6 separate regions of the Mus musculus genome follow, and all the other regions are linked to region 1. A link is a loop called in an ENCODE intact Hi-C map of the cell type or tissue named here. Cell type or tissue: heart. All regions are shown on one strand.

Region 1 (4,000 bases):
GATAAAATAGTAATTGTATATATTTATGGGGAACAATGTGATTTTTGATCCTTGTAAGTACAGTAGAATGATCAAATTAATCTATACATTGGATGGTCATCATCTCCAATGTTTATCATTGCTTTCTTTTTCTCTCACCTCCCGCCTCTGGGAGGCCAGAGTCTCTCTGTATCCCTGACTATCCTGGAGCTCACTATAAACCAGGCTGGCCTTGAACTCACAAGGATCTGCCAGCCTCTATCTCTGAGTGGTAGGCTTAAGGCATTTCCATCACAACCAGCTTAATATTTATGATTTATTTTTAGTGAGGACAGCTACAATTCTCTGTTTGAAGTAACTTGCAACACGCAGTCTGCCATTCTTGGCTCGGTCATCATGCTGGAAAGTAGGTCACTACGTGGTCTCCTTTTGGAAAATATAAGCAGTTCATATGCATTTATACCCCTACTTCTTTTACACTGGGCAGAATTCTGGGAACCTTGTCCTGTAGCTTTTGCCACTTAACAGTTTCTCCCAAGGATGATCACTTTTTAGATAGATCACTATATAGGGATACTTGCTGAGGGTGCCAACATCTGTGGAACCCCCCTCTTATGTTTCTTCATATCACTTTGGAGTAGCTGCTAAGACCCAGCCCTGCTGTTCTGAACATAAGAGACTCTAACTGTGGCTGTCTGGTGTCTGAAAGCCTTGTTCCTTTTGCAAAGCTTACTCTGCCCACCCACCCTAAGATGAAGCTGGAATCTTAGAACGAGAGTTCCCAGGGTGAGATAGAATATCTGGGGCTAGCAGCTTTTCAAGGTTCAAATCTGGGCTAGTTGAAAAGTCAGGACAGATGTTTCTACTCCAGTACAGGGGAAGGCTTGGCTTGGGAGAAGGGGGTGGGGTTCATTTCCATGGTTCTCTTGATAATTACCCTTTAATTAGGGTCCATAAACGTTTGGGGTTTCTAACGTTTGGGGGTTTCTACTACTGTAAAATTTTATGTTCAAGTATATCACAATTAAAATAAAAGAAACTGGTAACATGAATAAATGCTAAAAAATGAAATATAAAAAAATGTCAAGTGAGGTGGAGGAAGAGAGGGCGTGAGCAGTTAATCTGGACTCATTGAGAGGGGTAAAACTTGAAATAAGGAAAGGTGAGGGGGTACAGAGCTGGACCACCAGGTAGATACATCATGCCTCAGACTAACATAACTGAGGAGGGGTTCTGGGAAATGATGGACAGGCTTGAGTGGCCAGAGCATCGCATGTGGATGGATATGATGTCAAAACAGGTTTTGGGTCAGTCAACTGCCTGCTCAACGAAGCTGAGTACCCGAGGGACAGTGACCTGACTGTGCAGTTCTATATATTCTACACAAGAGAGTTTAACATCAACATTAGGGACAGATAGAGGAGACCAGAGGCAGAATCAGACTTCCTAGAGAGACAGGGTTAGTTTTGCAATTCTAGTCTTTCAGGAGTTAAACTAAGGCTCCGAGGCTATTACAACACACCTGGATGCCAGCACTCCAAAGAAGGCAAGTAGGGGTTGGAGTTCGGGGCTTCCACATTCTAGAATTTCTTTCTTACAGGCGCTTTCTTACATGTCTGACCTTCTTGGGGTCACCCTGCAAATTCCATCCATTGAATCACTGATTCTGAAGGAAAACTCGTGCCTGGAGGGGGGGCAGCAAAAAGGGCAGGGCAGGACAGAGCAGAGCATACAAATCTGGGCATGGAGACTATGATACCCTTGAACTGTGTTCTTGGGTACTAGAGGCAAGAGACATCTGTTCACATATTCAAGGAGCTGAGAATCTCTCCCAGTCTTTATAGCCACTATGTTGATAGTGCGACCTTCCTTTATGGAGAAAAAGGAGGTAATTTACTACTTACTATGTGGCTGGGGACCACCACCTACATTGTATTTAGATGACTCAAAAGTTGCACTCAAAGAAACACTTTTATTCCCATAGTGAGCTCAGATCACCACATCACCAGCTGAGGCTAAGGCCCAAGAGGTAGGGGATATAGTATGAAGCTCAGGAGTTTTGAAGAAAGCGTGTTACACCTTAAAGCATATATACCCCACATCAAGCTCTTGACCCCTTCACCTGAGACTTCTTCTCTACCTCAAGTTTCATCTCCTTTGCTTTGATCAAATGATCACTTCCTCCCATGGCTGGTTCACTGCTGCTCTTGGCACCCAGAAACCCAGAAGCTCAGCGATGAATGAGAGCTGAACACACTCTCATCTCATGCTGCTAACATACAGTTAGAGAAACCAAGGGCCCCGCAGCGAGGAGAGGAAAGCATTTTTTTGCTGACTGGTTCCAAGCTCCAGACAACCACCAGGTCCCCAGAGGAATAAGGACAGGAAATGTATTGGAGGGGAAGCATAAAGGGAAGGAAGGCGCCCACCAGGAGGTACCACAAGCCAGTTGACTTGGCACTGTCTACGAAGTGTGCTTAAATGGCCAGCAGGTGGTGCTATGTACTTCCAGATCCCAAATGTAAGCTTAACCTGAAGCCATTATAGCCATTCCCAGGAAGCCTTTATGATTGCAGTATTTAATAGGGAGACACACATATATGACTCCTATCATCGATAGGCTAATAAAATGAAAGACTTTAGAAAGCTAAACTGGGCTGCAAATGTAGAATGCTGCGATCTACTGCAGGGTACATGACGGTCTATGAGATCCTATATGCTTTATGTGACACCTTACGAGGCTGAAATACAGTTACTACCATCTGTCTTACAAGGGAGGAAATTGGAGTTCACAGGGATTAAGATATCAACTAATTCACCATCCGTATGTGTCAGTCAGGGCTGGACAGGTATGTATCGATGTGTGAAGCATTTATATGGGGTTTATCATTAGCAGACACTGAATACTCTCTTATTTAACCCTGCAACAGCAGTCGGAGGCAGAAAAATCTCCCTGGCACAGGCACAGGCCAACCTATGTCAATCGCGGGCTTTCCTTCCTCAGCACTAGGCAATCCCCACTGTCTATGAGCTCGCTTTCCGATCTTGGCACCCAGAGGCTTCCATATGAATTTGGTGAGTCACTGGACCTCTTGAGACTGGAGATTTCTCATCAGCAAGATGATGATAATAAAAAGAGCCACACACTGCTGTGGGAAATAACACCAGAAAAACATCTGTGGAAACAGTGTTGATTATACAGTAAGAGTCTATGGTGTGGGGTTATTATTGCCAGACACATAACAGCTTAGTTCACATAAAGATAGGTGTTTCTTCCAGAATTACCTGTAGTGATAAAGACCCAACTGTACTGTAGCCTGGATGCAAGGAATGCAGGCGGTGTACACTAACCTGGACTGCTACCCATCTGTAATGCACATTTAGACAATAAGCAAAGTTCTAGGGAGCCAGGAGAGAATTGCAATGAGAGTTCACAGACCAGGACAGCTGGCAGAAAGCGTGCTTCTCAGAGGTGGAATCACCTCAAAGACCATGGCCCTAAGGGGAAAGAGCCTCCTGGGAAGACGCTAAGAGGAAGCCTGGGACATGGGCAGGAGGTCAGTCAGCCGTGGACAAACCGGGGAGACACAGGCAAGGATCAAGAGAGCACAGTGGTCCAGAAACAGAGATGTGTGCAAAGTCTGGAATGTGAGACTATAGCATAGTGCAAGCCAAGTTTATCACACGGAGAACACAAAGCTGTGGTCCCAGTTACTCAAAAGGCTGAAAAAGGGACATCCCTTGATCCCAGGAGTTCAAGGTGAACCCAGACTTTAAGAAGTGAGACCTTCATTAAGAATATAAGTAAATAGGAAAAGGAATGCTTTCTATATCTTCAAAATGTCAAGTGAAAGAAATGCAAATTGGAAAAATATAAACATTTTCACTTACATTTTATATTGAGATTTGGACTATTTTGGGATTAACTGTCATACATATGTATATGTATATACACATGTATATATGTGTGTGTGTATTTGTATGAAGACTCCAAAGTAGCCACAAACTCACTCATTTGTTT
Region 2 (4,000 bases), 52 kb after region 1:
CTGTCCTCAGTTCAGAAGCAGGAGCATCCTTTAGGTTAAATCAATACAGGCAAGATGGGCAAGAACGGATGCACGTTTATTCCAGCACTCCAGAGACTAAGGCAAGAGCACCACCGAAAGTTCCAATAGGCTGAGGTTCACAGTGAGGCTGTCCCAGAAATTATAAACAAACAAACAAATAGTAAGGGGGGTAGTAAAGGCAGAAGGGATGAAGGGAGGGAGGGGGAGGGGGGAAAGGAGGGAGGGGGAGGGAAGGAAGAAGGGAAAGAAAAGGTGCTGGAAGGTGAGGGCAGGTGTCTTGGGGGCTAGTTGTACCTTGTGATTTTCATAACTCCCTGCATGTTATACCTAATTTAAAGTGTTGTTCACTCTGTTATGTGTGTGTGTGTGTGTGTGTGTGAGACAGGATACATTCATGTGCACATATATGTGTCTGTTGATTTGAGACACATTTTGCTCTAAAATGTTGGTAGTGACCCGGTCCTTCAAGATTAAGAGCTCGAGGACAAGATTACTTTGTTTTCTCTTTTTCTTTCCTCTGCTCTCTTTTTTCTTCTTCTTCTTTCCTCCCCCTCTTCCTTTCCCCCCTCTCCTCTTCTTTTTTCTTTGTTAAGTCAGATTCTCATGTATACCAGGTTGGCTTAGCAGCCATTACACAGCCCCAGGACCATCGTAAATGTCTGATACTCCTGTTCCCACCACCCAAGTGCTGCAGATGACAGGCAGGCACCACCACACCAGTTTCTAGGGTGCACACGATCAAAACCAGAGTGTCCTGCATGCTAGCCAAGTGCTCTACCAACTGAGTGACATCCCTAGCCCAGCAAGGTCGTTTTCCGTTTTGGGATCTGAAAGGAGTTAGTAAAGTGAACATAGGATGGGACTTGCAGATGGGAAGTCCTTAGCTTCCTTTAGCTCTGCGGACTCTCTAACTTGCTTTTCAAACTGGACACCTGGAGCAGTGTGGACAGGGGACCTGGTGCCAGAGCCTTTGTCTCTGGCTCCATTCATGTTACCATAGAACCCAGCAGCATCTACCCCAACCCAACCCCAGCCAGCCAGTCAATTCCTAGCTCACTTTCTTTGTGCTACAGCCAGCCCCAGCCCTAAATGCACACTGGGGAGGGAATTAAGGCTCTACACGCTAAACAACAGGCCAGCTGACTACTGAGTTTCAGGCAACTGGGCACTTTATCTTATTGGAAGCCTGCCTTCTTTTCTTGGCCTGATCCAGATGGAAAGTTTAACACTTCCTTGGCTTAATGACTGGGCCATCACCTTTGCATGGCCATCTGAGGTTGCAGATGGGGATAGCACAGAGTGTAAAATGTGTTTTCCATTACGTTTAAATTAAAAATGGGAATCAAGCTGGAGTCCTTTTCTGTGGTGTCCCTGATACTTGATGTATTTCATCCTCTGGGGTTGCCACTGTCTGAAAGTGTGCCTTCTTAGAAGGTTTCCCAGCTCAGGCCCAGATGGACATTCCACTCACTTCCTTTGAAAACGAACAGGAGCAACAACAAAACCCCTTTTCTTCTGCTTTGGGCCACTCATCCCAGGAGCTTTTGGGCTCCCAGACATCCCCAAACTCCCCCCAGTGGCTCTGTGACTGAACTGTTAGTTGGAGACAGATAGCGTTGCCTCATTGGCCTTGGCCTGAGAAGGGACTGATCTCACTTGCCCATTCTCAGCTGCCAACAGTGTCTCTGTCCAGTGGGCATATCTGGGAGATCCTGGCAGAGCTGCCAATCACACCCAGAGTCTGGGGGAATCGAGGAGGTCAGGGTGCGTGAGAGGAGGGATTTGGTTTGATTGGCTTCACTCCTGGAGGCTGCAGAGGAGTTTTGCAAAGCCTGCATCTATTGGTGCAACACAAATGGAAAGCCATATGGGGACATTGGTTTTGCCCTCAAGTTGGAGGCTGGAGAAGAGATTGGCCCTGGAGATGAGAAGGGAGACAAATGAGGTGTGGTCTGCCTGTGTCAGCATCTTAATTCAGGCATATTCAAGCATCCTGCATGAGAGTCATCAAGTCCTCTGCAGCAGTGACCTTAGCTCAGACTGAAAGCTTCAGTGGTCCGAGGACTAAAGGTAAGGACAGGTGCTTTGTACATGCCAGATACCGTTGGATGGGCTCCTGAAACTAGCCAGCCTCAGTTGCTTCGGTCAAGAAATGGGAATCAAAGTTTTGTTCATGGTGTCCACAAGGGGGTGTTCTGTCCACAGGAAGTGAATGACACCTGGGCTGGTGTCTGCTTGTGTCTCAGATATTTCAGCTGAACTCCAATAACTGCAGGTACCCTAGTCAGTTCTAGTCCCTTCATCTCTTTCCTAATGCTACACAGGTACCCCATCTGGAACAGCCAAAAGAAAGGCCCAGATGTGAAGAGCCAGACCCTCTAGGCAGGGCTCATCCATGAGGACATTGTTATTTCTTCCTTATCATTGGCCATTCCTCTTTAACTTATGATTAATCTTTGAGAACTTAAAGTAGACCTTTCTTCCCAGACAACAAGAATAGCCAACTGTCTCTTGTGAAAGTAAATTTGATGCAAGAATGCAGCGCCCTACAAGGAATCTAAAACAAAAAAACAAAAAACAAAAAACAAAAACAAAACAAAACAAAACAAAAAACAAAACTCAGAAATAAGAGATTAGAAAAGTGCAATCAAATTTTACATTGTGTGTGTGTGTGTGTGTGTGTGTACTTGTATGCTTTAGTGTATATGTGGATGTCAGAGGCCATCTAATGGGAGTTGGTTCTGTCTTTCCATCATATGGGTCCCAAGGATTGAACTATGATTGCCAGTCTTAGCAGGAAGTATCTTCTCCCACTGACCCATCTTGCTGAGCCAATTTTGACTTCCATCAATCCATGCTTTGGCTAGTCCCCAGTTTTTCTGTATTGATCTCCCTTTACTCTACGCTGTGCCCTACATCTATGTTGTGAGTCTCAGCTCTTTTCCCTCTATGTCTTGCCAAAAGGGGAATCATTTAGCCCCAGCTGCTCCCCAACAAAAGCCCAACACAATGATGCTAAGAATCTACACTTGTTCCTCTGGCCCCAACCTTGCAGCCAAACCCTGGTCTCTCTCTTTATCATGAAATAGCTCATGTAATTCAGTCTGGAAAAACAAAAACAGAGAAGGCTTGAAGGCATGTCTGTTAGCAGGCAAAAGTTTTCAGCCATCACAGAGCAGACAATGTCTGACAAATGGCCTCCTCTAGGGTTGATACAGCCAAGTAGTACCCAATAACCAGGGTCTTAGAGGTTAGAATCCTAAAAAAGAAACCATAATTTGAAAAAAAAAGTCAGAAAAAATTTCATGAAGATCATTTTAAATCCAGGTGCCTCAGAAGGTTATTACAATCTGTATTACATTTCAAGAAAATTTAAATTTAATGCAACCATTATCATATTTGTTTTGGCCCACAGACTCAACTTTGTGTCATAAGCACATCTTATGTGTAAGGGTAGGTCTGATACTGAGGTCCTATTCCCCAATTGGTTCTTGATCTGTCAGTAAAGAAAGCCATGGGCCAATCGCTAGACAGAAGGTACAGGTAGGACTTCCGGGTCGCTGGATTAAAAGGGAGAGGAAAGGAAGGAGAGGGGGAGTTTTTGCCAAGCCTTGGAGGGAGAAGAATGGAGCAGCCATATGAGGTCTTGGGAGAAGCTGGGGCCTGTGGCCACAACTACAGGTGGTTGGTCAGGGATGTTTGGCAGGGGCTAGATGGAACTAGCCACTGAAGTTCAGGGCAGGTGGGAGGTACAGAGCTAAGAGTATAGAGAAGTGTGCATTTTCCAGGCAGGAGATAGTAATCCCCAGCAATTATGTCAAGAAGGCAAGTTGAAATTGAACAACTGTGTGTCTGTGTCTTTTGTTTTTTAAGACTTACTTCTTTCTTTCTTTCTTTCTTTCTTTCTTTCTTTCTTTCTTTCTTTCTTTCTTCCTTTCCTTTCCTTTCCTTTCCTTTCCTTTCCTTTCCTTTCCTTTCC
Region 3 (4,000 bases), 160 kb after region 1:
GGGAAGTAGAGGGAAAATTGAATGGCAGTCATCTCCTGTCCTTGCACAGGGCAGAGGGGGAGATGACCGAGTCCTGACCAGTACCCATCTGTCACCACTACTACCCTCTGTCTAAAGACCCTTCAGTTAAGACTTGGGAATGCTGTGAGCCTTGCAGCAAGCTCTTTTGGCACTTCAGGTCTTTTGCTTTGAGCTTGGGAATGGGAAGGACAAAGTGATGCACAAACAGAGGATGCTGTGTAAGGCCTAGGGGAGGGACCCAATGGCTCAGTACATAGAAATGGGAGCAGAAGGGATAGGAGTCAGTGTCTTTGCCCTAAGGGCACTGCTGGCTAATGGGCTGTCCTATCTGGTCATTCACATCTACCTCTCAATTATGAAGTCATCTTTCCATCTCTCCATCCTCAGTTGTAACAGTCTTCTAAATGGAAATATGATATTCTGCCAAAAGTGAGAAGAAATAGTTGTAGATGGTCAAGTCCCAGTTCCATGTGCAGTAAGTCATGTCTTAAAACTTGATTTGAAAGAAAAAAAATTCCCCAGTGGCTAAAAATACCCCGTTGACACAGACCTGTCTGCACCCCTGATCTTTCATTTTATGTACAACAATTTGTGTTTTTCCGTTTTCGTTGGCTAGAGTTCTGTGTTTTGAAGGTAAGGTGTGGGGAGTCCTTCCGAGGGTCAGTGGGAGACAGGGAATCGGATATAGTTTTTCTCTTTGGAGGGAACTTTCATCCAGATTTAGAAAAAAAAATTGTTTAGGCTCTGCTTGCTACTGTAGCCTCTTGTCCTCTGCCAAATGGCAACACAACAAAGACGGCCTCCTTTTCAAGTTTCTGGTTAATAAAACAACACAAGGCAAGACAAATAAACAGAAACAGAAGGCTCGGGTTCGCATAACTTAGAGCGCACATGTGTAGAGCTAGGCCCGGCCTCTTGCTTAGATGGCCGTTGGTCATCTTCCCTAAGTCTGGACCTGGAGAATCCAAGATCTGCACGCCCTTCCCACAGAGGCGAGGAGAGCCTGGGAGAGCTGCACTGACCTGTACGCTCTTTGTGGTTTGCTGTTGCTCTTCGCTCTGTGAACTGTGCTTGTGAAAAGCTTAGCTGGTGTCTTGAGTCTCTCTAGGCCGCAGCTACAGACATACAGACGTGACGATTGAGGGAGAGTGCCCTTGAATAGATGGGTGCTGGCCTGCCATTGGGAAGAATATATATGGGAGAGATGTAGCACGTGACTTATTTTCATGACAAGATCAACCTTGTTGGACCTTGGTCCTTTCTGTGTAGTGATATTGCATCCTCGGAATCACCTGTGAGTCAGGTGAGAGCTTGGAGATTCCTGACAAGGCGAGGGATGTGGAGCAGGAGGAGGAGGAGGAGGAGGAGGAGGAGGAGGAGGAGGAGGAGGAGGAGGAGGAGCAACATGGTGCGGGGTCCCCGAAGGTTCATGGAGTTCTTGGAGTTGCTGCGTCCCACACTGTTCTGTGGAGCCTAGGAGGGGAGGTGACTATGATCAGGAGACAGAACGGGTTGCTTCTATCTCTTATATTCCTCGATGGGAAAAGAGCTTATCTTTGGGCTCCCTCCTTCGTTTACCAGGAGGCATGGGGAAAGTGGACTACAGGCAAACTCCCTGTTTCCAGCAGGGATTTCTCAGCTCTTCAGCTCTGCTCTCAGGAGACATCTTCAGGCCATTATGAGGTAGTAGCCAAGGATCAGCTGCTGCTAAACCCTGGAAACAGAGTAAATCCAACCCTGGAGGAAGGGCTAGCGATTTACGATGTTTCAGAAGAGAAGTTGTCATAAAAACAGGGCCAGCCAACTTCCTCGAAATGTGTTAGACGACAAGCCGAGCGTGTAGAGGTGCTTTCTGTTACATGGAGCCAATGAGATGACAGAAGACTTGCTGAGGCGTGGCTGGGGTTGGCTTGGACAGTGCCGGTTTTACCAGGATTCATCTGTGTGGCATTTCATCTTACCGTTCTCGTGCCTTTTGCTTCCCTTTGCCCTGAAGTGTGGCTTCTGCTATTTTCGATCAATTTCTCCAGGACTGCTCATTGGGGGGGGGGGGGTATATAATATGGTTCCTGCAATTCTCCCAGAATCCTCAGTGGACCTCAATTCCTTAGTAAGTGTTCTGTCAGACCACCCACAACTCAGCAAGTCAAAGGCTTGCTAACATCCTCAGCTGGAACAATATGCCTCATGTCTGAAACACTTACAGGGTTGGAAGGCTGTCCGTCCACTGACAGAGTTCCCCTTCCATCCTTCTCTACAGCCTGGTGTGCACCTCCTTCCTGTGTTATCCTCTTTCCAGGCATAAGTACGATCTGGCAACCTACACAGAGCAAGTGCACTCTTCCTACAAACACTTGGCTCAGGAGTGATTGTAATAATTGCTGGATCGCAGTTTTTACAAACAAGACAAGCTGTCAGCATCTTTCTAACTTCACTGTGTGTGTGTGTGAAATTGTACCGTTGTACATACGTTTGTGTGTCTGTGCCCATGGAGGCCAGTGGTTAGTCAGTGCAAGGTGTCTTTCTCAATTGCTCTCTGACTTTTTTTAAAGATAGGGTTTCTCACTGAACCTGGGGTTCACCAGTTCAGCTAGACTGACTGGCCAGTGAACTCTGGGGATCTGTCTGTCCCATCAGGCAGCACCAGGATCACAGTGGCATTCCATTATGCCTGGCTTTTTAATGAGTGCTGGCTGGGGCTATGAACTCAGTCCCTCATGCTTGCACAGCAGATACTTCAGTGCCTGAGCCATCTCTCCAGCTCCCTATCCTTGCTTTATAGTTTAAAATCTCTCTCTCTCTCTCTCTCTCTGTCTCTTTCTCTCTCTCTGTCTCTCTCTGTGTGTCTCTCTCTCTGTCTCTCTCTCTCTTTCTCTCTCTCCCTCCCCCTCTCTTTCCCCCTCTTTCTCCTGTCTCTTTTCTCTCTCCCCCCCATGTGTGTGCTTCTATGCATGAGTGTGTGTGTGTGCTTTTATGCATGAGTGTGTGTGTGTGTGTGTGCGTGTGCTTTTATGCATGAGTGTGTGTGTGTGTGTGTGTGTGTGTGTGTGTGTGTACAATTGATATCAGATTCTGGGGGTGGTACAGCTTCTGTGTGAGAAGCAAGCTCTCTAACCTGTCTAGACCAAGATCTTCTGCCCCGCTATGTCTTTATCATCACACCAGGAGGCAATGCGCTGTTAGCATCTGATAATGCAGTCCAAGATTGCTGCTCTCCTCTCATGCCCTCTCATGCAAAGGATATCCCATAACAGCTAAGAACTGAGCATTCCCAAACATCACTGGTGCTGAGGCTGAGAAACCATAGTTTAGATGTGCCAAAGACTATCATTGAACTTTGTTTTGTAGCCCACTACTACTTGATCAGGGATAGTGTAGACTGTCTTGACCTAGGGAGCTTTGGAATGTCCTGGAGTATTCATAAGATGAGGCCCAAATTGGGACTCAGCCAAATCCTGAAGGCTGGCCAGGTGTTTTTCTATTGGCGAAGGAACAGGCTTACAAGATGGAGAACTCTCTCCCGAACGAGCTGAGGTGGGTTGATACACACACCTTAACTAGATTGGGTGCTCTCCAGCCCAGTGTGGTGAGCTGCAGGTAAAAGGTGGCTGAAAAGACTCCTCCCTCTCCCCCTTACCTTCTCAGCTGGACCCCTATTGCTGAGGCCCCAGCAGCTCTCTGGTCTTGCCCGGGACACCTTCATTCCTGTGGCTATTCTCTTGACTAACAGGGCAAGGCCTGTTTTCATACTTTGTCCTTCTGCGTCTTCTCACCTTCCCCCTCACACACACACACACACTGTGCCCTCCAGTGTTTATGCTTCCTCTTCTGATGCCCAGGAGCTCGGGCTGAAGCTTCTATCACACAATGTCTTAAAGCTTCTTTCCTATTAGACCTTTCGGGGGTAGAAGTCACATTCTTCAATGCCACATGACGCCTCTGAGTGTCGAGAGACAAGACATACAACAAAGAAGGACAA
Region 4 (4,000 bases), 140 kb after region 1:
CGGCGTGGCCCGCTTTACCGGCTCGGTTCTTTCTGCTATCCCCCGCGCCTCCCCTGCTGGACCCAGGAGCTCTCTTGTTAAGGCTTCTCTGGGGTATCGGCGCTGGCGGCCTGACTCCCATCTCCCAGACTTTGAAAACAGGTTACCTTTTTCCACGCTCTTCAGACCACGCTGTGGACTTTCTCACTATTATTTAAGAGTCCTCCCGGGAAAAGAGGGGAAAAATTCCAGAGCAGATCCGAATAAATTGGAAAGGAAAAAAAAATCAAGAGGGTGTCCACGGCGGCAAGAAGGTGACTTATTAATTCTTTATTTCTTCAGGAGCAATTGCGCTCGCTCGCTCGCCTCCCTCCCTCCCCCCTTCCCCCTCTCCAAATTAGTCTCATCAATTCAGCTCCAATTTGGGGTTCGAATACAGACACGGGTCTGAACGTGACCAGACCTGGAGTGGCGGTGCAGCCTGCCAGCAATTGAGACTCGGTTTACTGTGGGGGGTGGGGTGGGGGCCGGGCCCACTCCCCCTCCTCCTGTCTGCTTCTCAATCCAGGGGTCTGCTCCGGGGCTCCCCTGGGACCGCCACATCTGGTTACCGCTAGCGGGGTCAGTCCCCCCCCTTTGCCTGGGGCCACCAGTTCTGGAGTTCAATTAAAAGAAATCAGGCTTAACCCTTTCCTGCCTGCGGCCGGGCTGCCCGCCCTCTTGCTCTTCCCTTCAGCGTTTCCACATGCTTTCCAGAGAGGAAAGAGGTTAAAGGGAAAGAAGAATGAATTACATCCTTTCAAACCCCAAATTGTTTCCTTTTCAGCCCAGACATTCAAACGACAACGTAGCTTTCAGGAGGGTGCACCCAGGCTATACTGAGCCTCTTTCTGTCCGAAAGGAGTGTTTACGTCTCCCCGCAGAGGGTCTCCTTCCAGGCACTGGACAGTTACAAAGGCCACAAAATAGCCAATCCACATTTAATCACCACGCCCCCCGCCCCGCCCCGCCCTGCCCCAAGGGCCAAGTGGCAGACAATCACCAGGTTTTCCTTTCGGCTTCTGCTGATCTGGCAAACGACAGTCACGTCCATTGCTGAATAACACTCACTGGAATAATTCACTTGGAATATCCCCGAACTTCATTGAGCCCAATTCCTTCTCAACAAGAATTCTTGTTCAACAAGAATCCGGATAAAAATGAAGACTTGAACCCCCACCTCAGCTAGGGAGTATTTTTTTGTTTGTCTCTGCCTGCAAACCGGACACTGAAGCAATTTCACAATTTTGGGGCGTAGGGGCGCTGGCATAGGCTCCCCCGGGCATGACAGGCTTAGGCATCATTGCAATCTATTGACATTTTACCACCGACCCCTCCATCGGAACCTCCTCTCATTCACAGGGTTCTCCACACAGAAGAAGGCACTGTCCCCCAGTTTTGAACAGATCTGGGATAGAATGTCGGGTTCCTCCCATCCCTTGCTGTTGCTCTGGTGGGCGAGTTTGCCCGCTTATGTAACTCTGGGGATGGTGCTCCACTGGATCCTCCTGACTCTCTTTTAAATCCCGAAGGGGGGAAAAGCCCTAACCAAACACAACAGTAAACAAGTCTGCCCTGTTTAATGTGGTTACCACCAGACATCTGGAAAGATGGTTTGATCCTGGCAGCTCACATTGTTTTCATGAGCAGCCAAAGAGAATATTTTGAATGTTTGCATTGAGACAAATTGATAGAGAGCCTGCGGTGAGGCCTGCTGCAAATGAAAACTGTCTTGTGCTGGAGAGGGCAGGTCCCTCCCCTTCTCTCGCTTCTCACTCCCCTTCCCTTTCCTACCCCCCCCCCCTTTTGGCTCTCACTGGCTCTTCCCTTCCCTGTGTACCCGTCCAGCTCAGGAATGGCAGCCCCTGCCCACACAGTGGTGCACACCCTCTTTCCTGGCGCTCTAAGGACTGTGGGCTTCACTCTTTCCCAGACTGGGCAGGGCTGGGGGCTGGAGGTTGGGAGATGGTACCAGTACCTTTGCTGCTGTTCCACCAGCCCATTCTTGATTTTCAAATCAGGGGAAGCTCATAGCTCAAGAAGCCAGGCTAAATATATTTTTTTTAAAGGTACAATCTGGAAAAGAAAATTCCAACAACAAAGCATCCTGACACACGTTTCTAAGTTGTATACACTTAGGTGACTAGTTAAGAAACATTTGAATTTAGCGTTTTCATTAAAGCACTGAGGAGACGACTTGCTTTATATACACTTGACAATTTCAAAGATGCGGAAGTTCTGCTTCCCCAGGGAGGGAAACGGCCGACAAAACGTGTCTTGGCTCGCTCAATGTCAGCCCTTTTGACCGGGTCAAGACTTTCCAGACGCAAGCTTCCCGGGCTCCTTTGGTCCTAGACTGGGACGGGAGTGGGAGGACAGGACAATCGGAGCCCAATCCCTGGGGTGCCTTCGGACCAGATGACATCTGGGTCATTTGAAGTTCCTAAAGATGCCAGGTCTGGCAAAGAGTCTGTGGCAGAGCTTTCCCCCTTGCGTTCTCTTCTCCCACCGATTCAGAGGGTATCTAACTGGCAAAGCAGGAGGGGAAGAGGTGGAGGAGGGGGTGGGGGAAGGGGAAGGGGTTGGCAGGCGAACGCCAAAACTCCAGACTGCACAACTGCAGCTTCAAGTGTCTGGCCTCTCGCTCGAGGCCATAATTAATTTGAGATTTATTTTTATTGGAGAACTCGAGTCTCGTCTGACCTTAGCCAAACAAGGCAGCTTGAGCCGCCCCTGGATGCGCTTGAATGCTGGGGAATATTTCTGCAGGAAGGCTCTGCAGGAGCGCCTGCTTTGAATTTGTTTCTCAGACTTCATCCACTCACAGATTGAAGGAAGATTTAGAGCCTCTGTACGCCCTGCCCGCTCCCCACGCTAGTTCTTGCCTTAGCACCGACCCTGTTCAAAACTCTACGTGGGAGGCCGCAGCGCCTGCAGAGCCGCGCAGGGGGCCAGGCCAGGAGGGTCTCAGAGACCCGAGCCCCAGACAATTGGAAGGCGAACCCCCAGACCACTAGGCGTCGTCGAGAAAACCCCAAGGGAGTCGGAGACTGACCAGAGAGCACAGGATGACAGGAGGTGGAGACCAGCCCGGTGTCGCGACCCTCATCCAGTGGCGGCGCCATAATGGGGACTATGGAGGTCGCGGGTGGGTTCAGCTTCTGGAATCTCAGCCAACCCGACCTCCCAGTAGCCCCATACAATATTCTCTCCAAATACGGACCAGTATCCTTGAAGCGCAGCTTCAGGACCTACATGCCAGAAACTTATGGGCAGTATCACTGTGCAGGTTCAGGACCTAGCAGCCTCCCTTTGAGTGAGTCAAGGGAGAAGGAGGATGTCACCCCCAAAAGCAGCATGGGCAAAATCCTCAGGCTGATAGAGTGGAGGACAGAAAGAAGAGAACCCTATCAGGTTTGTGCAGGTGTATGTGTGTGTATCAGATTTCAAGGAAACGCCCCATTTGATGGAATAGGAATGTAAGTACTGTGCTATTATTGGACCGCATTATTGCACTGGGTCTCTGGTCTTCTCCATCCACCTCCTAACTCAGATTCCGCGTGTGTGAAAGTTTAGGCTGGACCACTGGATTCCTCTGGACTCTTAACCTCTCTGAATTAGTGTCCCTCTCTGCGCAATGGCCACAGACTGGGATGCATCTAAAAGGGCTATGATGGACATGAATGTTAGAACTTCTTTGGCAGTCAGTATACTCTCCTTAGTGTCTGTGTCTTGAACTTGCTCTCTTACAAACACGCACAATGATCAGAACAGGGCCTGGCAAAGGGAGGCAGCTGTCAATAGCTAGGCATCTAGGACTGCATATCAGCATCTTTAACTGTCACCGAGGTTCCTCTGTCTTTTTCTCTAATTCCTTCAATCCCCACCCTGAAAAGGGCTCTCCTGCAGGACCAGGTCTGAGCCCTCAGTCTGTAGTAAGCTGCATCCAGAGACTGGGTGGAGAGGTCTCCTTGTTCCTTAG
Region 5 (4,000 bases), 840 kb after region 1:
TTGCAATTACACACTGGAGAAGTTAGGTATCAGAAACAGGTGATCAAAATCATCTTTCATCAGTAGGAAGCAGTTGGTATGTCTCCAGGTGAATTCAGCATCATCTACGATGTCTTCAGGGTGGCAATGAATAGTCTCTGTGTTTATGTATGAATCTATGTGCACATAGACCATAATGAAAAATGTTTTCCTTTTAAAAAGAGGCTAAGTGGTATTCTTCAAATATGTCCATTTACATAGAACTACAAAATAGATTAGAGTTGCTGTAGATTAGATATGGTTCCAGGGACACAGACTGGAAATATCATTAATGGACTCCAGACTACATCTTATTCTGGAAGAAAACAAGTACTATTGATGACAACATTGAGCCATGGGACAATTGTGATATGGGTGTCAGATTACAGAATATAGGCATGTTGATGTTACTGTGAACACAGGCAATAGCACTGCAGCTAATGACAGAACATTGTGATCAAGAAAATGTATACCACCATATTTAGAAGTGAAGTGCCATGGTGTATATAATTTATACTCAAGTCTTTTCATTTAAAAAATGTGATAGTATGTTGATGGATTTAGAACCAATTATAAAGTGTATTGGGTCAAATGTCAACAAGAGTCTATGGAAAAGGTTTATGGGTAATTTTGCACTGTGACTTTTCTTCATTTTCTGTTAAATTTAAAATAATCTACAGCTACAAAGTCTAACTTTTTTTAAAATGCACACTGTATTAGGTAGCATTCTACAAACCCAATAGAGTGTCTACCTCTTCTGCTGCATATCTCTGCTATATTAACACCATATCATCAACTGCCACTTCCTTTTGCCCTGGGCAGGTTGACTTCCAAAGCATGAGAAATACAAGTAAGAGACCGCTAACAAAGACTTGGAAGCATGGTAACTTCGTAGGACAAGCAGGAAGTGTGGCTCAGTGGTAGAGTGTATGCTTAGCATGTGTGGGGTCCTAGGTTCAATCCATAGCATCAGAATAAAAAAAAAAAAAGACTCAAAAGACAGCATGCTACTCCTTTCTCCAGCCATCTCGGTTGATGGAGGCTATTCTTAAGGACTGTTAGGCTTGAGCCTGCCACCACAGAGCTCCAGACCTTATATCTCTTTGTGCTCTGAATCACAGCACACCACCCTCATGAAACCACTCCAAACTTCCCTCCTGTTGTGTAAGTCAGCTTGTTCATCACAGCCCATTTCCTTTCCTACCAGCCCATTGAAGCCATTTTATCTTCTTTACCATGTCTGCTACTCTACTAGTTTGTTTTCTATTGCTGTGATAAGACACCACCATCAGGGATAACTATAAAGAAAGAGTTTAACTGGTTTACAGTTCCAGAAGGTCAGAGTCCATGATGGCAGAGAGAAGGCTGAGCAACACCTGGGTGCCTCACATCTTTATCCACAAGCAGGAGACAGACAGGGCACTGGGGATGGCTAGGACCATTTGAAACTTCAAAACCTACCTCATACAACACACCTCTTCCAACGAGGCCACCCCTTCTAGTACTTCCCTCAAAGTTACACCATCTGTCAGCCATATGTTTAAATTTATGAGCCTATGGAGGCCACTCTCATTCAAACTGCCACAGATTGCTGACATTTCTACCAGAGACAGATGAGGAGATAACACTGATTGTTTAGCATATATCCCCAACCTCCAAATGTCGTCATTAATAGGATTCCCATCTCCCAGGTGATGAACTCAGGATTTTGATACAATTTGATGCCAAGGCTCTTTAATCATCTATTTGAGCCTAGGCTAATGGCTTTCACAATGGCTGGTTTCAACCTTCAGGGAAGGTGAGCAGAAGAAGCAAGCACTATGTCCCGAAGGAGATACCACCATAGGACAAGTGCAGCTCAGGTGCTTCAAAGATCTGCTCCCTGGACTTTAATTAGCAATCATTGGGATGTCAAAAGTAGCATGGGAAGAATTCTGCTGCCATCTGGTGGCCACATTGGACTATGACCCTCACTCAAAGGACCAAGTTGCTTCTTAGTAAAATCAAAAAACATGAAAATGTCATTCAGAGGTTGAGCATTCATTTCATTTTCATATCATATTTGAAGGCAGAGGCTTTTCAATCCCAAGCCAAATTACAATTACTTCCGGAAATTGGCTTGCAGCTCAGTGCCAAGGCTCTCTTCTTCCAAGGCCTACTGGAGCAACCTTTTTCCTTTCATTTTGTTGTTTGGATTCACATTACTGAAAAGTTTATAATATTTTAAAACATTATTTTAAGTACTTACCCTTCATAATATTCTGATGGAGTAATTAGGTATTGGTATTTTATAAATGGACAAGACTGTGGCATGAAGTCTTTGGCTGTCAGCCCCCCAAAGGCATGCCTAGGGATCCAGCCAGGTCAGCCAGGATAGCAGCTTGAGGATCCTCAGTTATCATTTCCCCTCCTCATTTAAATCCAACCTTCAGGCTTGTAGTCCCAGCTCTGTAGCAGGTGCTGCTCTCTCTTCCATCTCTGTCCCCATTCTCAGGTGACTAAACAGATTCTGCTAGTATATCTTGCTTTGCTTTCTCTTGTAGACCCCCCTTCAGCCAATCTCCATCCATAAATGTCACTTCTCAATATCAAGAAACATATTCTACTGGAGCTGCACTCCCCCATGACTACAACTGTGAGAAATAAAACCATTTCAGTAAGGTAGAGTCACCTAAGGCTTATGTGACTCCCCTAGCTCTTGGCCAGACTCCTGACTTGGAACATGTGCCATACTTCTCACATAAAAGAGATGTGACCTGTGGTCATGTAGTCCCAAAACAGAGTTCTCCATGCTAATGAGGTACCTAGAGACCCAGAGGGCTTAGCCAATAAGTTTCCCTTTCCAGCCATTCCTCCCTGCAAAATGTATTTAATCTCAGGCCCAACCTGAGAAGAGAGAGAGGAGGGTATGCTTTTACGAATCCATTTTCCACCATGACAATAAATTGTTTAGAGCAATGGGCTGTCTCTTTTCATCAAGATATGCCATGGAGAGCCATGAAGAAGGTCTTCAGAGATGCAGTCTAATCTCCTCTAGAAACCCTTTCTGAGCTCTCTGAAACAACTACCACCAAGCCTGCATCCACCAAGATAAGGACAATTACCTTTGAGACAAGCTGGAATTCCCTTTGTCCCCCAGCCCCGAGCTAGACAATGTTCCCAGCCTACCTGCCCCCACTCTATTCTCTGCTCTGGACTCTTGGCACTGCCTGGATGGCCAAGAGTCTGTGAAACACATAGCCCTGGCCTCTTCACAGGCCCAGGGACCCCTAAACCAGCTCCAGTTTTCCGATGTCTCAGACTATGCTTTCCCAACCCTGGAGTGGTGCCCTGGAGCTTCCCTACAGCCCAGCACCCACCCCAGCAGCAGCATGGGATAAGCACAGACAAACTCCCCATTTTCTGTGTCCCCAAGTGGCTATGCCCAGTGACAGAGTGGTCTCTGGCCAAGAACCCTACACACATCTGGTAGGATCTTAGACCAGGTAATCCACAGTCACCACACCTTCCTAAGAACCAGAGAAGGCAATAGAAACCAAGGACTAGAACATCCCCCAACAAACACAAAATCAGATATTAACACCTAGAATTATAAGCATCCCAAAGCCAGATGCCTAGACACCAGTGCAAAAGCACAATTAGTAACAGTCAGCACAGTGTGTCTCCAATAAAGCCCAGCAACCTTGTTACAGCAGGCACTGAGCAATGTAATTAGCTGAAACGCAGACAAGGACCTTGAATTCGTCTTTATGACTATCTTAGAAGTCCTTAAAGAGGAAATGAGTAAATGCATTAAAGAAACACGTGAAAGCACAGACAGGGAAAAGGGGGAAACTTTCAGACTTGCAAGAGGAAAGAGAGTCAATCAAGAAAACCCAAACTGAGGGCAACCTGGAGATGAAAACTCTTGCGCGCGCCCAACTAGCCAGGAAGAACGACGCTGCAACAGGATCCTTCTGCCCACGTTTATTCAGTCCTGTTT
Region 6 (4,000 bases), 180 kb after region 1:
TTCATCTTTCTCAATAGAGCAGTACACTGTTCTACACGCCTCACCCAACTTGTGCGCACGCGCACATCATGGATTTTTGCACATGACCAATGACTTGAACCCTGAAGCCCAGCTCTGCAATGCTAATTGCTGCCTTTGGTCCCACACTTTAGGAAGCAGAGTAATGATAAACGGAGTTTTCAACTCTATTGACTTTTTTTTCACAACTGATTTTCTAAAGCTGTTGTGTTATTACTGAAATGCTTGGTTTCCTAGCTCGGCTGGCACCCGACTCTTCTCCTCAGCTCCCTTTCCCGCTTCTTCTCAGTTAGACCTTCTTCCATGCCCTTTTCTGTGTTGATTAAACTTCCCCCACTTGCTTCCAGCTTCCTTCTGCCCCGTCAGTCCAAGGACTTACGACGTTACTCATTCCCATTTTCGGAAAAGTGAGACTCTCAGGGTTATCTTTCAATTGTCTCCATCTTTTCTTGCTTCGTTCCCATTTAGCTTCTGACAGTAGAGCCCCAAGTCTTTCCAGCAAGTTTCTTTGAGGCTGGGCCCCCCAGGATCACAGAGACCCCCACTTTTTCCCAGAAAAAAAGGCTCTCAGAAGCTTTGTCTTTGCTCTACCAGATGAACATTTTGGAGATCTGGGGGCTGGGGGTCTAGGGAAGGTCACGTTTCCTTGCCTGGAGCCCTTGAACACCCTGGGAGATTTTGAGGCCAGGAGGCCACTTGATTTCTTCCTGGGCTGGTGACAGTCAGGTAGTGTTTAAGGGGCAAGCAGCCAGCTCGGGGAGTTGTGAGCTTTGTCTAATTTCCCAGCTGTAAATCGACTCAGCTGCTGAGGTTTGGAGGAATCCATTACTATATCCATATTGGTCCTTAACGTGCAAAGGGCTGTTTACTTTCCTCTGTGTTCACACTGTCTGTTCAGGTAACAAGAGGCTGAGCCCAGCCCCACAGAGTCAAGAGCAGTCCCCTGACTCCCTACACAGTTAAGGATTTACCCGTGTGTAATGGCTGAACCTTATTTGAGCTGGGGCATAGCTTGATGATTCCATTTGGGGACATTGTTATGGACATTTGAAAGTAACAAAGATGCTAGAAAGAAGTCCAAGACTCTCCTCTGACACTTGTCACTTCTTATGGCTCAGTTGTCCATCACAAGGTGCACCCAATATGACTGATGAACATTAGCTGCCCTTAAACATTTTAAATGATTTCAAGGAGAACCGAGGAACACTATTGTTAACATCCAATTAATTCACTTGTTTTTGTTTGTTTGTTTTGTTTTTTTGTTTTTTTTGTAATTTTTTTTGTTTTTTTGGGTTGTTTTTTGTTTTTGTTTTTGTTTTTTTGGTTTTTTTGCTTTGTTGTAAGTCATCTCTGAACTGGATTCTAATAGAACCCAAAATCCCATGGGATGAGGATAGAGATTTTTTTTCCCACCAGCTTTAGATGAAAAGAACTTACCTGCCTCCCTAGACTGCCCTTGTGGTCATTACTGCACCCAACAGTCTTGAGCAAAGAAGTGACAAATGGTGTCTTAACAGAGAAGCCAAGGGTCTCTGGGAGGGGCGTAGCCAACCTCTTCCTTAGTGAGGGTTCTGAAAGCCCACCTCACTCATGTTCCTTATTCTCGGAAGAGGAGAGCTCTGCTTTAAACATCATCAGGAGGAGGAGCCTTAGAAGCGCAGAGGAAACCTTCCCATACCACTGTTCCCACCTCAGCGGGAGCCCTGTCGTGTGTGTGTCCCCCCCCCCCCCAGCATGCGTCCTCCTTAGACCTCGGCACACTCTCTGCTTCAGTGCTCCAGAGAAGCTCACACAGCGCCTCTTCTGCCAACGTTCTAGTGCTTATATATGGGGGCCCCCTCTTCGCTGCAATGCCACGCTCTAGCATGCATGATACCCTCTCTTCTGTAGTCATCTCTAAACGTCTAGGGGGAAGGGTTCGTGTCTGCCCATCTCTGTCCTTAGCAGCTCCTAGGCAAAAGGCTGGGCGACCAGGAAGGTTTCTCTTAACTCACGATAGTCCAGAACTCAGAAGGCAGAAGAGACTAGGAGGGGCTGCCTATATGCTGGCCTCTGTTTTTTATCAGCATCTCAGGAGGAACGGGTAGTTGGCTACATTGTACCACGTGCATATGGCCAGCAGGGGTCGCTACAAAGCAGAGTTCGTGTCTTTGTCAAGGGATGGAGCCAGTCAGTAGGAGGAGAGAGGCCTTTAGCTGAAAGAATGTTCTTGCTTGAACTTCTGTTCTAAGAGGTCTCTTTCTGAAGAAAAAATGCCCTTTAAATGTGGCTTCCCCTATCCACAAAGACGACAGACTTTTCAGCTCTGTCCTCCTACCCCAAACTTACCTAGCCTTTTCATAAAAATGCACCATGCCCAGAGGGGCTCACTTTTTAAAGAAACACGAATAGCATATCTAGGTAGGAAGTGCTTTCGGAACTGATTGCCCCCTCCAACTTCTGAGGGTAAATACCAATAAGGAATTTTGAATAATAAAAAAATACTAAGAATTTGTAGTTAGGGTATATTGATATATATATTTTTAAAGTCAGATTTGGACAGCATGCAGACTGTCCAAATATCATTTACTGGTTTTTTACATTGTCAATATGACATTTCATTCCTGTATTCTTCCCTCACGATGAGAAAATATCATACACCTGTCAGACAGCATTATCAAAACAAGAATAAACATTGTTGAGGGTATGGGCAATTGGAACCTTTGCACTGTTGATGGGGATGCAGAAAGATGCCGCTGCCATGGCAACCTAAAACTAACGGAGACCCAGGGAAGAATCTGCTCCAGGGCCTTTTCCCAGAGGAGCTGACGTCAGCATCTTGTAGAGAACTAGCACTGCATTTTCATGGTTCTTACAGCATCGTTGACAGTGGCTAAGGGGTGAAAAATAGCCTAACTATTTTTGACAGCTAAATAGAGCAATCAAATGTGGTAGATACTTACAACAAAATATTGTTTACCTTTATCAATGAAAGAAGCCCTATTGCACGAGACAGCACAGATGGACCCAAGGACCTGCCTCTTCTGGAAATGACCTATCAAGAACCAGAGTCTAACTCAAGTTCCTATTAATTATTTTATGCCAGGCCAGCCACACTGTTTCTTCTTTGCTCTCCCAGCAGAAGGGCAGTCTGCCAGTGAGCAGGAGTCCTATGCGCAGGGTTGTTGGGTCTCCAGGCCATACCACCCGGACTCAAGCCTGCCTGTGCCAACTATGAGATGGGGTAACTATCAACTCACCATGGGCCTGGTTTCTTGTTGTTATAAAGTAGATAATAATACACCATAGATCACAGGGTCTGTGAGAATGAAATAGTTCGGTGCATGTTGAGAGCAAATAAATGGCAAGGAGAGAGAGAGAGGGAGAGAGAGAGAGAAAGAGAGAGAGAGAGAGAGAGAGAGAGAGAGAGAGAGAGAGAGAGAATAGACAGCCCCCCACCCCCCCAGACATGGCTCTGTACACTCTTCAGCCTGGCCTGGGATACTTTATCTGTAGTAACTGGGTGTGTTGTTATAGTTCTCTAAACACTACTGTGTAACAGCTATCTACACAGCGGTTACGTTGTTTAAAGCATTTGGAACCGGGTATGGACTTTACTCTTTGAGAGGCCTGGGTGGTGGTCCTAGAACCAATTTCCAAAAGAGAGCAAAGGATGCTCCTATCTTAATGCTCATAATATTTTATATCATGTAAAGAGAGAAACTGAGTCAAAGAGGCTAAGTAACAACCCTGTGCGGGACTTGAATCCAAGGCCTGTTTAATGCCTAAGCCCAACCCCTTCTCAACTGTGTGGCGGGAGCACCCACATCTGCACGGTGTGTCTGGACTGGATGACTAATGCAGCTGCTCGGTTTTGTTACACAGGGAGCAGCGGATCCTGCCTACGTGGGAACTTACCCTGGCTGGCCAGGCATGCTCTAGACACCGTATCCTCTTTTCCTGTACCTCTCCTTCTTGGCCTTAAGAGGGCGCCATTGAGCCA

Evidence for each region. Hi-C counts contacts between places; a loop is a spot of excess contacts. Peaks named below come from ENCODE experiments on the same cell type or tissue, not always from the same donor. Only the 100,000 strongest peaks of a DNase experiment are listed, where the experiment ranks them.
Region 2: a loop joins it to region 1, with 2.0 times the contacts of the local background. A loop is called at or near these places in 7 of 42 quality-filtered maps.
Region 3: a loop joins it to region 1, with 6 times the contacts of the local background. A loop is called at or near these places in 17 of 42 quality-filtered maps.
Region 4: it touches region 1 in a loop (2.4-fold over the local background); 7 of 42 quality-filtered maps call a loop at or near these places.
Region 5: a loop joins it to region 1, with 10 times the contacts of the local background. A loop is called at or near these places in 22 of 42 quality-filtered maps.
Region 6: it touches region 1 in a loop (7-fold over the local background); 25 of 42 quality-filtered maps call a loop at or near these places.

The regions. Positions count from the first base shown.
Region 1 is chr9:32,403,026-32,407,025 of GRCm38, forward strand. The region is part of intron 1 of Gm31755 (a long non-coding RNA gene); the gene reads right to left. Among named protein-coding and RNA genes, the nearest start is that of Gm31755, 6.7 kb to the right of the region's middle. In heart, a CTCF peak has its summit at 2,459 (motif pointing right); a DNase peak (open chromatin) is centred at 2,466; H3K27ac peaks cover 505 bases.
Region 2 is chr9:32,454,690-32,458,689 of GRCm38, forward strand. All of the region lies in intron 4 of Fli1 (Friend leukemia integration 1), which reads right to left. Among named protein-coding and RNA genes, the nearest start is that of Gm22060, 9.8 kb to the left of the region's middle. In heart, CTCF peaks have their summits at 1,581 and 2,225 (motif pointing right); no DNase peak of the experiment used is centred here.
Region 3 is chr9:32,560,827-32,564,826 of GRCm38, forward strand. No RefSeq gene overlaps it. Among named protein-coding and RNA genes, the nearest start is that of Fli1, 21 kb to the left of the region's middle. In heart, a CTCF peak has its summit at 1,692; a DNase peak (open chromatin) is centred at 1,845; H3K4me3 peaks cover 270 bases; H3K27ac peaks cover 304 bases; H3K27me3 peaks cover 233 bases.
Region 4 is chr9:32,542,548-32,546,547 of GRCm38, forward strand. It overlaps a transcript of Fli1 not described here. Among named protein-coding and RNA genes, the nearest start is that of Fli1, 3.1 kb to the left of the region's middle. In heart, no CTCF peak of the experiment used is centred here; DNase peaks (open chromatin) are centred at 554, 874, 1,854, 2,344 and 2 weaker places; H3K4me3 peaks cover 3,273 bases; H3K27ac peaks cover 3,042 bases; H3K27me3 peaks cover 2,634 bases.
Region 5 is chr9:33,245,183-33,249,182 of GRCm38, forward strand. No RefSeq gene overlaps it. Among named protein-coding and RNA genes, the nearest start is that of Gm32171, 7.3 kb to the right of the region's middle. In heart, a CTCF peak has its summit at 1,964 (motif pointing left); no DNase peak of the experiment used is centred here.
Region 6 is chr9:32,587,970-32,591,969 of GRCm38, forward strand. No RefSeq gene overlaps it. Among named protein-coding and RNA genes, the nearest start is that of Gm31871, 4.5 kb to the right of the region's middle. In heart, CTCF peaks have their summits at 2,127 (motif pointing right) and 3,974 (motif pointing right); DNase peaks (open chromatin) are centred at 2,142 and 3,892; H3K27ac peaks cover 212 bases.